2 separate regions of the Homo sapiens genome follow, and region 1 is linked to region 2. The links are chromatin contacts, found by Hi-C or POLR2A ChIA-PET in ENCODE. All regions are on one chromosome and are shown on one strand. Each heading gives the region's core, a stretch centred on a gene start or an enhancer-like site at or near the end of the contact. The rest is flanking DNA. Distances are from core to core; before and after follow the strand shown.

Region 1 (5,539 bases), core at 2,352-4,851, 250 kb before region 2:
TTGTCCACAGAGTGAAGCAGGTGAAGGAGAAGCCCCCATCTCACCTCTAGCCTAGTCTCAGCTTGACCCCAGTGTGTTTTCTCAGGGGCTGATAAGCACCCCCTGTCCTGGTCTCTAGATACCTGCCAGCCATCCTTCTGTCCTTAGCTCTAGGTCCCAGAACCCCAAGACTCTTGGAAGGAAGGAAGGGACAGGAGGAGGAAGCCTCTATGCATTGTATCCCTGCTGGGGTCTCTGGGACAGTGGGGCCCTGGTGGTCACTGTGCCCTTTGCCCCTGTGTCCCAATGAGTAGCCCAAGGCACTGGCAGTACATACAAGATTGGGGGACAGGATGTGCCCCCCAGCTCCCAGCCTTGTCTTTGAGGAACAAGCAGCTTTATCAGAGGCTGCAGGGGCCCTGCTCTGGGTTTCCTCAGGAAGCACCACCCCCTCATCCCCCACTCTCACAACTGGCCCATGTGATGGATCGTCTGTTTCCCTGTGCGGGCCCCATAGCCCCATTTCCTGTGCTGGCCCCGGCCTGGACGGGGAGGGGGCTGAGACTCTGGGCCCAGATCCCACCTCCCCCCCACCCCCCACCCCCTGGCTCCTGTTTCCTGCTAGTCCAGCTCTTCCCCTAGGAAAGGCTGCTGGTAACTGGGATGGGGGTTGGGGGGAGGTAAGAAGTCTCTGACTCCTCCTCTACCTCATCCCAGTTCCATCACCTGAAGTGGACCTCTTGGGACCGTCTGAAGGTACCAGCTGGGCAGCCTGAGAGGACCCTGGAGTCGCTGCTGGCTCATCTTCAGGTGTGCCCTGTTGCTACCCCAACCCCCAGGCTCAGCCCAGCCCGGCCCAGCTGGTGTCTGACCTTTCTCCTCTAGGAGCAGCACGGGTTGAGGGTGAGGATCCTGCTGCACGGCTCAGCCCTGCTCTATGCGGCCGGATGGTCACCTGAAAAGCAGGCCCAGCACCTGCCCCTCAGGTGAGCCCACTTGGGGCTTTAGACAGGCCCCACCAGTCCCTGGAGGCTGGGGCTAGGGACCACACTGCCTTTTGTCTTCCCAGCCCCATTCTGGGCCCCTCACACCTTCCCAAGCATTCTTTCCCCAAATGGAGCCAGCAAACAGGCTGGAGGTGGGGTGAGGGCCGAGAGCCTGAGGAGGAGTCTTCAGGAGCTGCCTATTTGGCCAGCCCCATGGGCTCCCCACATGCTGCACAGCCCCCCTTTCACAGCCCACTCCCAAGGGACCCATAGCTTCCTGCCTCCTGCTTGCCTCATCAGCTGCTCCTAAAATAGTTTCAGATGTTTCCTGTCTTGAGCAGCTCCTGCTCCTGGCTTGGGCTCCTGACGGCCTGCCAGCACCCTCTCTAGTCCATGCCAGGCTGCCTTCTGCTTGCCATGGCTCACCTCTCCAATCTCCCCTAAACCCACCCCTACCAGGGTGACAGAACTGGTTCAGCAGCTGACAGGCCAGGCACCTGCTCCTGGGCAGCGGGTGTTGGTGCTAGAGCTGAGCTGTGAGGGTGACGACGAGGACACTGCCTTCCCACCTCTGCACTATGAGCTGTGACAAGGCAGCCACCCTGTCACCTAGCTCAATGGAGCCCCGGATCCCAAGCCCTGCATTGTAAGCCCACAGTAGGCACTCAATAAATGCTTGTTAAAGGAAGGCATTGCAGAGAGGATGGACGATAGAAAACAGTGCACTAATGCACACGGGTGTGACATGGGCATGACAGGGACCTTCACACAGAGAAAAAAAGCTCTTCAGAAGATTTGTCTCCCTGGGCAGTGCCTCACAGGGCTGGGGCTGCCTCTTAGTGCCTCAGGGGTATGGAGCCAGGACAGTCTAGAAAAAAGGCTTTTATTGTCCCAGGCTGGAGGGCAGGGTCAGAGGTAGCTGACATCATTGCAGATGATGGGCTGGCGGCTACGACAGCTCATGAGAGCTGCAAAGCGTGAGACATCCGCAGGCAGTTCAGGTTCTGGGCGAGGTGGGCATGACAGCCGCTTTCCTGCCATAGCTGTCCGCCGAGCCCTGGCCAGCCGGCGCCGAAGCTGCTCAGAGAGGCCAAGCAGGAACTGAGGGGGCCGAGCACGGGCACGGTGCCCACCTCCGTCACCCCCTTCACTCCCTGTCTCAGGCAGCTCCATCCAGTTGTGCACCAAGTCAGCAAAGCAATTGTCCCCTAGTACCAGGGGCTGGCGACTGCGACCCCTGTTCAGTAGGGCTGCTGTCCAGTCCTCTGCTTCCAGTCCCTGCCAGTGCTCCAGGCAGGCGTCTGGGGTGGACTTGGGCCGTGGATGGTGGACAGGTGGTACACTGGCTACAGGGGCCCTGCTGGGCATGGGGAGGCCACTGACTGAGAGGCACTGCCTACGAAGGGGCTGTGCTGAGGGTGCTGGGCGCTGGGATACAGGCAGTTCTTCCTCTCGCCATGTGCTGCCTGACACCTCCGAGAAGCCAGAGTCCCAGTCCAGGGCATGCTCCCTGGGGCCTCCCAAGGCTGCATCCCTGTCTTCTGTCACCACTGCTTCCTCCTCCTCCTCTTCCTCCTCCTCCACACAGCAGACTGAGTCCTCTTCCAAGGCACCCGAGGCCCTAAGCTGGTGGCTGGGCTGCACATCTGGGCCAGTTTGGGAGGTTGGCTGCAGGGGACCAGGCATTGAGGGTGAGCCTGTGTCCCGACCACACAACTGAGGGGAAGAGAGGGCAGAAGTCGGAGAGGTATCACTTGTCACCAGGCCAGCCCAGAGAACAGAGGGTCCAGGAAGGTTAGATAGGCCTGCTGGCCTGGGCAGCAGGGTGTTAGTGAGCACAGGGCAGGCATAGGGGTGCTGGCACTCGAAGCTGGTGTGGTTCTCATCCACCGACCTGGTGGCAGTCTGGCAGGCTGCAGCATGCAGGGCCGGGCAAGTCGGCACCCGCCACCAGGGCGGGCGGGCAGGCAGGCAGGGTTGCGGGCCTGAACGGGGAAGTAGGTCCTGCCCAGGACTGGAGGGGCATCCCGTGCCTATTGGGGGATTCAGCTCCCAAAGCCCAAAGCGTCTTTCACAGAAAGAGCGCTTGCTAGGTGAGGGGTAGAGAAGGGAGGCATAGGCCAGCCTGAAGTAGGGGGCGTTCACAGCAGCGCCAGCACCTCGTTAGTCCCTTGCCGCCCCATGCCCCGCCCCCAAAGAAGTCCCCCTTCCACTCTCTCCTCCCGCGCCGTTCCAGCAGCACGGCCAGCTGGATGCTGTTATCTGATGCTCAGCTCAGTTCCCAACCGTCCGAAACCCGACGCGGGCCATCTGAGCCATATGCGCCACGCCGCCCCCACCCCGCCTCGGACCGGCACGCTGGAGCCACCCCGCACCCGTCTGTTGTTCCGGCCGGGCGGCAGCCTGGCATCCCGCACGCGTCCTCACTAACCACACCCGCTCCCGAGCCTCACCAGTTCCCAGCGGAGCTGGCTAAGGAAGCTGTCAAGCCGAGCGCTGTGCATGTCCATGCCAGGGCCCCCACCGAACCTACTAGCTCCTCTTGGAACCCCGGCGGAGCCGCGCGGAGAGGGCTGGGAGGGCCGGCCAGCGGCGCCCTCAGCCTCCGCCTGCCTGCGCGACTCCTCGCTCTCCGTAGCTCCCGCCGCCGCCGCCCCGACATCTGGCAGCCGCGCCCCGCCCCGGCCCCGCGGCCAAAGGGGGCGGGGCTAAAGCCCGGCGTCCCTCCCGACTCCGCCGCGGTTCTGGGTGGGAAGGGCGGGGTCATAACTGGAAGCCGGACGGGGCCGGTACGGGGACCCCCCGAGCCCCCAGACTGTTGAGTGGACCCTGCGTTTGCTGCGTGACGCAGGACAGGTCGCCTCCGTGCGGGGGCCTCATCCTCCCCGTTTGTTCAATGGTGAAATAGCGGTCCCTCTCACGGGGCGCCGTGCTGCGTCCGCACATAGGCAGAGCACCCCGGATGGTCGGACCCAGAGAGGTTGTGGACCCTCGGGGCCTGACCCACGGGACCCATTCGTGAGGCTGGCCTTGGCACTCCCTGAACGGGATGGAAGTGGGGTTCAGCCCGTCTGAGGACTCAAGAGAGGGCGGGACTTTGTGGCAGCGCACCGGCGGGGCCTCAGCCGCGTCCCAACCGAGCTAGACGGGACTGCCCTCTAGTGGGGAGTGCTTGGCTAGTCGCGAGTCCAGCGGCGACGCGCGACCGTCGGCATTCCCTTTGCCGGTACCAGGTGCAGACTGAGGGTCGGTGCTGAGGCTGCTCTATCAACACAGGCTAGGCTCAAGGGTAGTGTAGCTGCAGACAGACTGGACATACCAGCAACAGGAAAATACCAGGGAATGAGGGCCGTGGGCTAGCTTGGGGAAAGTCAGTCTCACAGGAGGTGACATCAAGATGCAATCAAGAAGAGGGGCATTCTGGCCGGGCGCGGTGGCTCACGCCTGTAATCCCAGCAGTTTGGGAGGCCGAGGCGGGCGGATCACGAGGTCAGGAGATCGAGACCATCCTGGCTAACATGGTGAAACCCCGTCTCTACTAAAAATACAAAAAAAATTAGCCGGGCGTGGTGGCGGGCGCCTGTAGTCCCAGCTACTCCTGAGGCTGAGGCAGGAGAATGGCGTGAACCCGGGAGGCGGAGCTTGCAGTGAGCGGAGATCGCGCCACTGCACTCCAGCCTGGGCGACAGAGTGAGACTCCGTCTCAAAAAAAAAAGAAAGGAAGAAGAAGCAGGAGGAGGAGAAGGAGAAGAAGGAGAAGGAGAAGAAGGAGAAGAAGAACATTCTAGGCAGAAGGAGCAGCCAGGGAAGAGACCCCGACGGACAGGAGCTGGACAGGGCCAAACATAAAGAAGGCCCAGGTGTCTGTGATTGGTGGTGGTGGCAGGAGGGAAAAGGTCAGCAAAACCAGGCTCTAACGGCCTTAGAGCAGAATGTGGGTTTTGTTCTTGGTGTGATGAGGAGCAATGGGGGCCTTTGAGCAGGAATGACCTGGGCTAGCCCTTGTTTAGATAATCCCAGCTGCTTTCAGAAAAGGATTCTGCAATAAGAGTGGAAGTCCCTGCCCTCATCCAGGCAACGAAGGGGAGGGCCTAGGCCTGGGCAGGGCAGGTGCACTGAAGGGGGTCACTTTGGGGTATGTTTTGGAACTAAAATCAAGTCTTGCTGATGCATGGATGTGGGCAGGAAAAGAGGCATCAAGCATGACTCCTACATTTCTGGCATTAACAGCTGGTTGGATGAAATTGCCATAAACTGATCTGGGAAAGACTGGAGAAGAGTGGGTTTGGAGAGGAAAATCCAATGATCATTTATGGACACGTAACCCTTGAGATGCCTGTTAGACATCCAAGAGGAGTTGCAGAGTCAGCTGCTAGGTGTATGACTCTGGACTTCAGGAGAGAGATCAGCACTGGAGCCTTGGATCTGGGAGGCATAGTGAGTGAATGGATGGTATGTAAGGCCATAGGCCTGGATAAGGTGGGGTGGGAGGAAATCAGTGTAGTCAGAGGGAGACAGCAATCGGGACTGTGCCCTGGGACATTCCATGAGGTGGAGGTAGGGGAGATATGAAG
Region 2 (6,105 bases), core at 100-2,599:
AGACCCACATGGAGCTGGAAGCACCTCCCTCCCACCCCCTGGGGGTTTTGCTACTCCCCAAGCCTATTTGGTGCAAAGATAATGCCTTCCATTTTATCGTGTCATCTCTTAGTAGTTTTCCTGAGTTTTCAGTCTACTGACTTATTATATATTGGCATTCCCTTACAGCCTTCATTGCCACTTGACTGTTTTTGCAGGACCTGGGTTGGCATACATTTAAAACAAACTGGTTTCACAGTATTTAATCAGATATGTTCTGTTTAAAGCATTCTGTGTGGGTTTCAGCTTTTCCACTGGTTTGATCTAAATCATAAGGTAACGAGAACATATCTGGTGCTGGATGACTCAATAGCATTTTTGCTTCACCCCAAAATGTTTCCCTAAACCTTGGTGAAAGCACATGATCCTATTAGTATTGTTGGGCCTAAATAAGCACCTCTTGGTGTCCAGTGGGCAATTTTCCTTTCCCCCAAAGGTGATTACAGCCACTAAATGCCCAAGGAAAGCCCAAGACCAAGTTCATGGTTCAACTATTTTCATCTCTCTGTTCCTCGCAGTGACACTTATCTTCCCTGACAGCCACTCCCATTGTGCTGTTTTCTCGGCCCAGCACAATGGACACATGCAGACACCAGCAGACAGGGAGGACGTTTTCCATCCCATTGCTCTCCTGTGCGGAGGGACCAGGTTAAGGTTACATAAGCCCCTCCTGAGCAGTCAGGCCCGAGCGTTGGGGAGAAGCGAATTTGGGGTTCGTGACGGAGTCACGGTCTGCAGGCCCCGACTGACCCTGCGCTCGTCATCCTGCCACGCCAAGGCGGGGCAGCTGGAAAGGAAGGGCCGCTTCCCGCGACCACCCAGTTCACGCCAATCCGGCAGGGTTCAGAGTGCGGCCGGACGTCGAACCTCGCTGTCCACACTAGATCGCGGGATCCTGGGCCCGGGTCCCGGCCTCAGGCTGCAGCTCACCGCCCCCCGGGCGCCGAGACACGCGCTTACCTGCCCGGGCCAGGGCCGGGACCGGGGCCGGGGCCGGGGCCAGGGACCGGTGGTACCGCGGTCGACCGCGCTGCTCCCGCCGCGGGGAGCTGTCCGCCACCGGCCGGTGCTGAAGGCGGCTTTCCTGCGCCGGGGCCGGGGCCGGGGCCCGGGCCGGGGCCGGCGCCGCCGGGCGGCAGCGGCCCGTCGCCAGCGCCGCCCTCCAGGCTGACCTCGTTGCCCATGGCGGGCAGGCGGGCGGGCGGGGTCGGGGTCGCGCTGCGCCCGGGCCGGCGGCTCCCGGGCGGTGCTCACACTCTCGGCGCCGCCGCTGCCGCCGCCATCTCCCAGCTCGGCTCGCGCCGCCGCCTGCCGCTGCGCATGCGCGTCTCGCGCCCCCTTCCCTGCACACGCCCCCCTTCCCCTGTGCGCGCTCCCGCCAGCCTCGGGGTCGCTGGGAAACAGCCGCCGGCGCCCGCGCATGCGCTGTCCAGGGCCGACGCGGTTGTATCATGCTGAGAAGGAGCCGGGCGGGGGCCGGCGGGGCTGCGAGGGCCCTGTGAGGAGGGGCACCTGCCACTAGAAGCGGCCTCTGGGACGTCGCGCTGAGCCCTGCTTTGGAGTCAGAGGGGCTTTCCGCCTCGGTGAACTCGAGAGTAGCAACTCTCCTCCGGGTAACCGGAGTGCCACAGCGGGCAGGCGTCATAAGGACAGGCCTCGGAGAGGAGAGGGGCTACCCGAGAATGGCCTCAAAAGTATGCATAGGAGTTGGGAAGGCAGAGGAACAAGTGTATTCAGAGACGCAAGGTCGTAGAGGGAAGGAGAGGGAGGGTGCTGGGTGGTCGGGCCGGATTGTGAGGGTCTTTAAGGCCAGCTGGGGAGTGGAGCCTTTATCCAGATGGCGATGGGAACCATCTGGGATTCACACTGAGGAACTGGGAGTCTCAGGAAGCGCCCCGGGCACAGATGGAAGGTGTGACAGGGCTGTGTGAAGCCAGCTGGGAGGCCACCTCAGTCAGCCCTGGGAGAGTGACCTTGGGGATGGAAAAGAGGACTTGATGGTTCTCAGGCCTGGAGCTGTCTCGATGCGGGGCCGCAGGTTGCCTCTGCATTACCCTGAGAGCTTTCCAAATTACTTCCCCGCTCCCTCACATTTACAGCCGGTTTCTGCCCGCTACTCAGGATTGTCTGCCGTGGTGGCTTCTCACACAAGCCTGTACTTTCCTGTGGGAGAATATTTCCTAGGAGCCTATATTCCAGTTCATCTCTGACGTCATAAATCATGACTGTGTAGAAAGGCGTGAGTAACTTGAACCCATTTTACAAACCCATTCAATTCTCCTAATGTTGCGAAATATATCACATAGGGTGTTAGCAGTTCTAACTGAACCTAGAATAATCCAGGGATCCCAGTGAATGCTGATAGCCAGCCTGCTGGACAGACCGGTGGCTGTGTCAGTTCTTGTGAGGAGGGGCCAGGACCCTCCCTGGGCCTTCCCCTGTGCACTCCGAGCTGCTCCTCCCGACCTCTGGGATGGAGCAAGTAAGAGAAAGAGGAAATGCAGAGCCCCCACTTCCTGATATTTTCTCCTGACTTCATACCTCCCGTTTTCACGCTAAACTGCCTGGCCCCTCTGGGATGACCTAGGATGAAGAGAGCCTCTCTTCCTGCAGATGATGGTCCTTGCTGTGTTTCCTCCTGTGCTGCAGGATGTTTGATACAGCTTCGTGAGTGGTGACTACATGTGCACATTTAGGCTCCAAAAGAGTCTGCACCTCAGCCCCGATAGGACCCTTGGCAACTGACTTAGGCTCACTGAGCCTCCATTTCCTATTCTGCAAAGTTAGAATCTTAGTAGCTCCTCGAATATGGGGGATTGTAAGGGTAGAGTGGCTGATGTAGATATTTTATTTTTTATTCATTTTATTTTTTTTATTTTTATTTTTTGGAGACAGACTCTCGCTCTGTCACCCAGGCTGGAGTACAGTGGTGTGATCTCGGCTCACTGCAACCTCCACCTCCCGGATTCAAATGATTCTCCTGCCTCAGCCTCCCTAGTAGCTGGGATTACAGGTGCCCACCACCACACCTGGCTAGTTTTTGTATTTTTAGTAGAGATGGGATTTCACCATGTTGGCCAGGTTGGTCTTGAACTCCTGACCTCTGGTGATCCTCCCACCTCGGCCTCCCAAAGTGCTGGGATTACAGGCATGAGTCAATGCACCCAGCCTGATGTAGGTAAAACACCAGGACAAGTGCCTGGTATACTTATGACAACTCTGTTATTAGTTGTCTCCCTGGTGATGGTCTGGGATGTGGCGGTCTTGTGCCATATATTTCCTCCTGGGGAAGAATATGCTCACAAACACTATGGGCAGGCCAGTGGCCTGACCTTGTCCCAACCCAGGCTGTTATAGCTTCACAGACCCCAGTCAGTGTGGGTTGGGCTACTTGAAACAGGGGAAAGGATGTTTATTTTTTTGTTTTTGTAGAAACCACAGGAGCTATGGCTTTCCACAGATTTAAATCAACATGCCTCTGGTTCCTGTGTGGTTAATTAGCTCTACCCAGCCTGCAGGCTTGGGGAGTTGCCCTCCTCAGAGTGGATTCCTGGCTGTTAGCAGACCTCCAGGGTCTTTGCTGCCCTGGTGACAAAGGGCACAGCACAGTGGACCCAGGAGACCTGAAAATGTGGGTTAGAGGTGCCCCTCCTCTCCTCTCAAACTCTCCCAGTTCTGTTTCCTTTGAGGAGCATCCCCAGGAACATGCCTGCCCTGTGTTCATTCACCCTTGACATTCAGCCCAGGGACTCTTGTGGACCATGGGATGGTATTGGCCTCTGGTTATCTGGGGCTCTGATTCAATCTCCCATTTCCATTCACTGTCCCAGAGGCTGTTTACCTCCTTTTGATCTAGACTGGGGCTCCTCAACAGCAGGACCTTGTCTGACTGGTCCTATCCCCTGGGCTGGCCTTCAGCAGGCCCTCTGGGGCTCATGGTTGTGCTGGCTTCTCCATGACGCTCTGAGCATTTCCCTCACCTGCGCTTCTAAAGGGCCCACCAATCACCAGGCTTAAAAGCACTCAGAGAGATCTTTGGCTTTAGCTGCTGAGCTAATAAGTAACAGGGAGAGTGCTGGGATTGCATCTGGTTTCTCCTCATGGAGGGGTTGTTGATGAGCTCTCTTCACTCATCCAGGAAAATTCACTAGGCTTGACTATGCTTTATGACAAATGAATAAACAAATCTTTCAGTTTATGCAAGCCAGCTGTGTGGTGTGTCAAGTATCATGTCCTCCTGGGTCCAACTGCTGCCCCACCAGGGACAGGATAGACCTAGAGACCCTGCAGGAGTTTCCCAGTCCCCTAAGCTTCACTTGCTGAAATATCTTCTTCCCACTTCAGCATAACATGTGACACATGGCAGCCATTTTGGAGATGGCCAGATGAGAGGACAATCAATCCACATGCCTAAATGGAACCAACAGACATGTGCCAGCTTGCTTCTCCAGCCTATGTTCTCAGACACTTGTAGAAGACCAGAGGGAAAATGGAATCAGAAAAAACAGCAACAACAACAAAAAGCCATCCAGGGCCATGCACAGTGGCTCACTCCTGTAATCCCAACAGTTTGGGAGGCCAAGGCAGGTGGATTGCTTGAGCTCAGCAGTTTAAGACCAGCCTGGGCAACATGGCGAAACCCTTTCTCTACTAAATACAAAAACTAGCTGGGTGTGGTGGCATGCACCTGTAGTCCCAGCTACTCGGGAGGCTGAGGTGGGAGGATCACCTGAGCCTGGGAGGTTGAAGCTGCAGTGAGCTGTGATGGTGCCACTGCACTCCCACCTGGGTGACAGAGCAAGACCCTGTCTCAAAAAAACAAAACTAAACAAAAAAATCCATGTGGGAAAAGGCCCAATCAGAGCCAACTCACTGCTGGGATTAGTAGAAATGATTAGTCACCAGAAGGCAAATCGTGGAAGAATGAAGAGATGACAGGACCTCAGGAACTACACCCAGAGGTGTAGTTGTGCCGTAGGCAAAGCATCATGCCGGTCATCCCCAAGAAAGGGAGAAGGGGTAGAGCTCAGACTCTTCCCTGCTTCCCCATAAGTCCAGTTTACCCTGGGCTGATCCTTTCAGCATGGCAGCCTCCGTGGGGAGGCACGAGATCCAAAGATGAAGATGTCTATGGGGGTGAAGAAGAATGGCAAACTTTGCAGGCAAGAGTAGGCATTAGAGAGATCAGAGGAGGAAGACAATAGAGAAGGATGACACAGGACAGGCTGTATCTAGAGGATATAATGCCATGGACTTTGGACTATTCCAGAGAGGCTGAGAGACCTGTCTCCTGCCTACAAGGCTCCTTGAACTCTGCACCCTTCTTTTTGCTAAAGTGCTGCTGAGGCCTGTCTCACTTCCCAATGAAAAGCAACTCAGGAAATTGGCTTCCTGCCCCACTCCTTCTTTGGGAGAGAGAAACAGAACTGAAGAGGAAGGAAGGAAGCCCAAAGAAACAGAGGCTTTCTTTCCTGGCTGAGATTTGTTGGCACTGCCCACTAACATAGAGAATAAGGTGGTTCCCTAAGCGAGCCTTAAGCTGGCATGAGGCTACAAACAAGTGATTGTATCTTCGTTCTGCTCAGCAGCCTACCTGGGCTGGCCTGGACAACCTCAATTGTATACTGAGGTCTTAAGCTGGCCATGGCCCTTGGTAAAGCAGGAGAAAGGAATAAGGCTGGAAGGTACAGAATTTGCTTGATGCCTTGCCTACATAATTCCTTTGCTGTTGCAACTGGCAACTCTTTGCTTGCATTATATGAAAAAAAGGCGGTAAAAAATTGTCAGAAATGTTTGCCACCAGCCTAACCCCACTGCCCATGCATTGCTCCCAAGAAAGCTAATTAAGGCCCATTGCTATTAGAGTTACATGATTCTGAAGGCTTGTTATGACAAGAAAAAATAATGAAGACATGGTTCCTCCAAGTCATAAGCATCCAAGTCAAAACATACTGCATCCCAGGCGAGTGTGGTGGCTCACGCCTGTAATCCCAGCACTTCGGGAGGCCAAGGCAGCCGGATCACGAGGTCAGGAGTTCGAGACCAGCCTTGCCAAGATGATGAAAC

What was found. A loop is a pair of places that touch in the nucleus more often than their neighbours do. ChIA-PET counts read pairs that join two places held with the same protein, here RNA polymerase II (POLR2A). Pooled maps may share reads with other maps.
Region 1: a pooled map shows a loop between it and region 2 (4-fold over the local background). The contact joins the promoter of INKA1 here to the promoter of BSN in region 2. A Hi-C loop is called at or near these places in 1 of 168 maps with a recorded cell type or tissue (mammary epithelial cell), 1 of 37 single-sample maps with no recorded cell type and 7 of 50 pooled maps. POLR2A ChIA-PET finds 5 or more read pairs at or near these places in 2 of 52 experiments (CD4-positive, alpha-beta T cell and activated T-cell).

What each region holds. Positions count from the first base shown.
Region 1 is chr3:49,801,323-49,806,861 of GRCh38, reverse strand. INKA1 (inka box actin regulator 1) reads right to left here and starts at 3,601. Exons shown (of 2, transcript NM_203370.2): 1 at 3,419-3,601; 2 at 1,832-2,681. The coding sequence starts at 3,469. The coding sequence ends at 1,875. UBA7 (ubiquitin like modifier activating enzyme 7) reads left to right here. Exons shown (of 24, transcript NM_003335.3): 22 at 697-789; 23 at 865-965; 24 at 1,425-1,653. The coding sequence ends at 1,554. It overlaps MIR5193 (microRNA 5193), which reads left to right and starts at 617; the gene lies at 617-725. It also overlaps a transcript of CDHR4 not described here. RefSeq lists enhancers at 86-365, 352-646 and silencers at 3,325-3,764, 4,155-4,204.
Region 2 is chr3:49,549,721-49,555,825 of GRCh38, reverse strand. BSN (bassoon presynaptic cytomatrix protein) reads right to left here and starts at 1,349. Exons shown (of 12, transcript NM_003458.4): 1 at 1,000-1,349. The coding sequence starts at 1,223. It overlaps BSN-DT (BSN divergent transcript), which reads left to right and starts at 1,460. Exons shown (of 3, transcript NR_038866.1): 1 at 1,460-1,785; 2 at 2,139-2,278; 3 at 4,384-6,105. RefSeq lists silencers at 962-1,171, 1,242-1,541.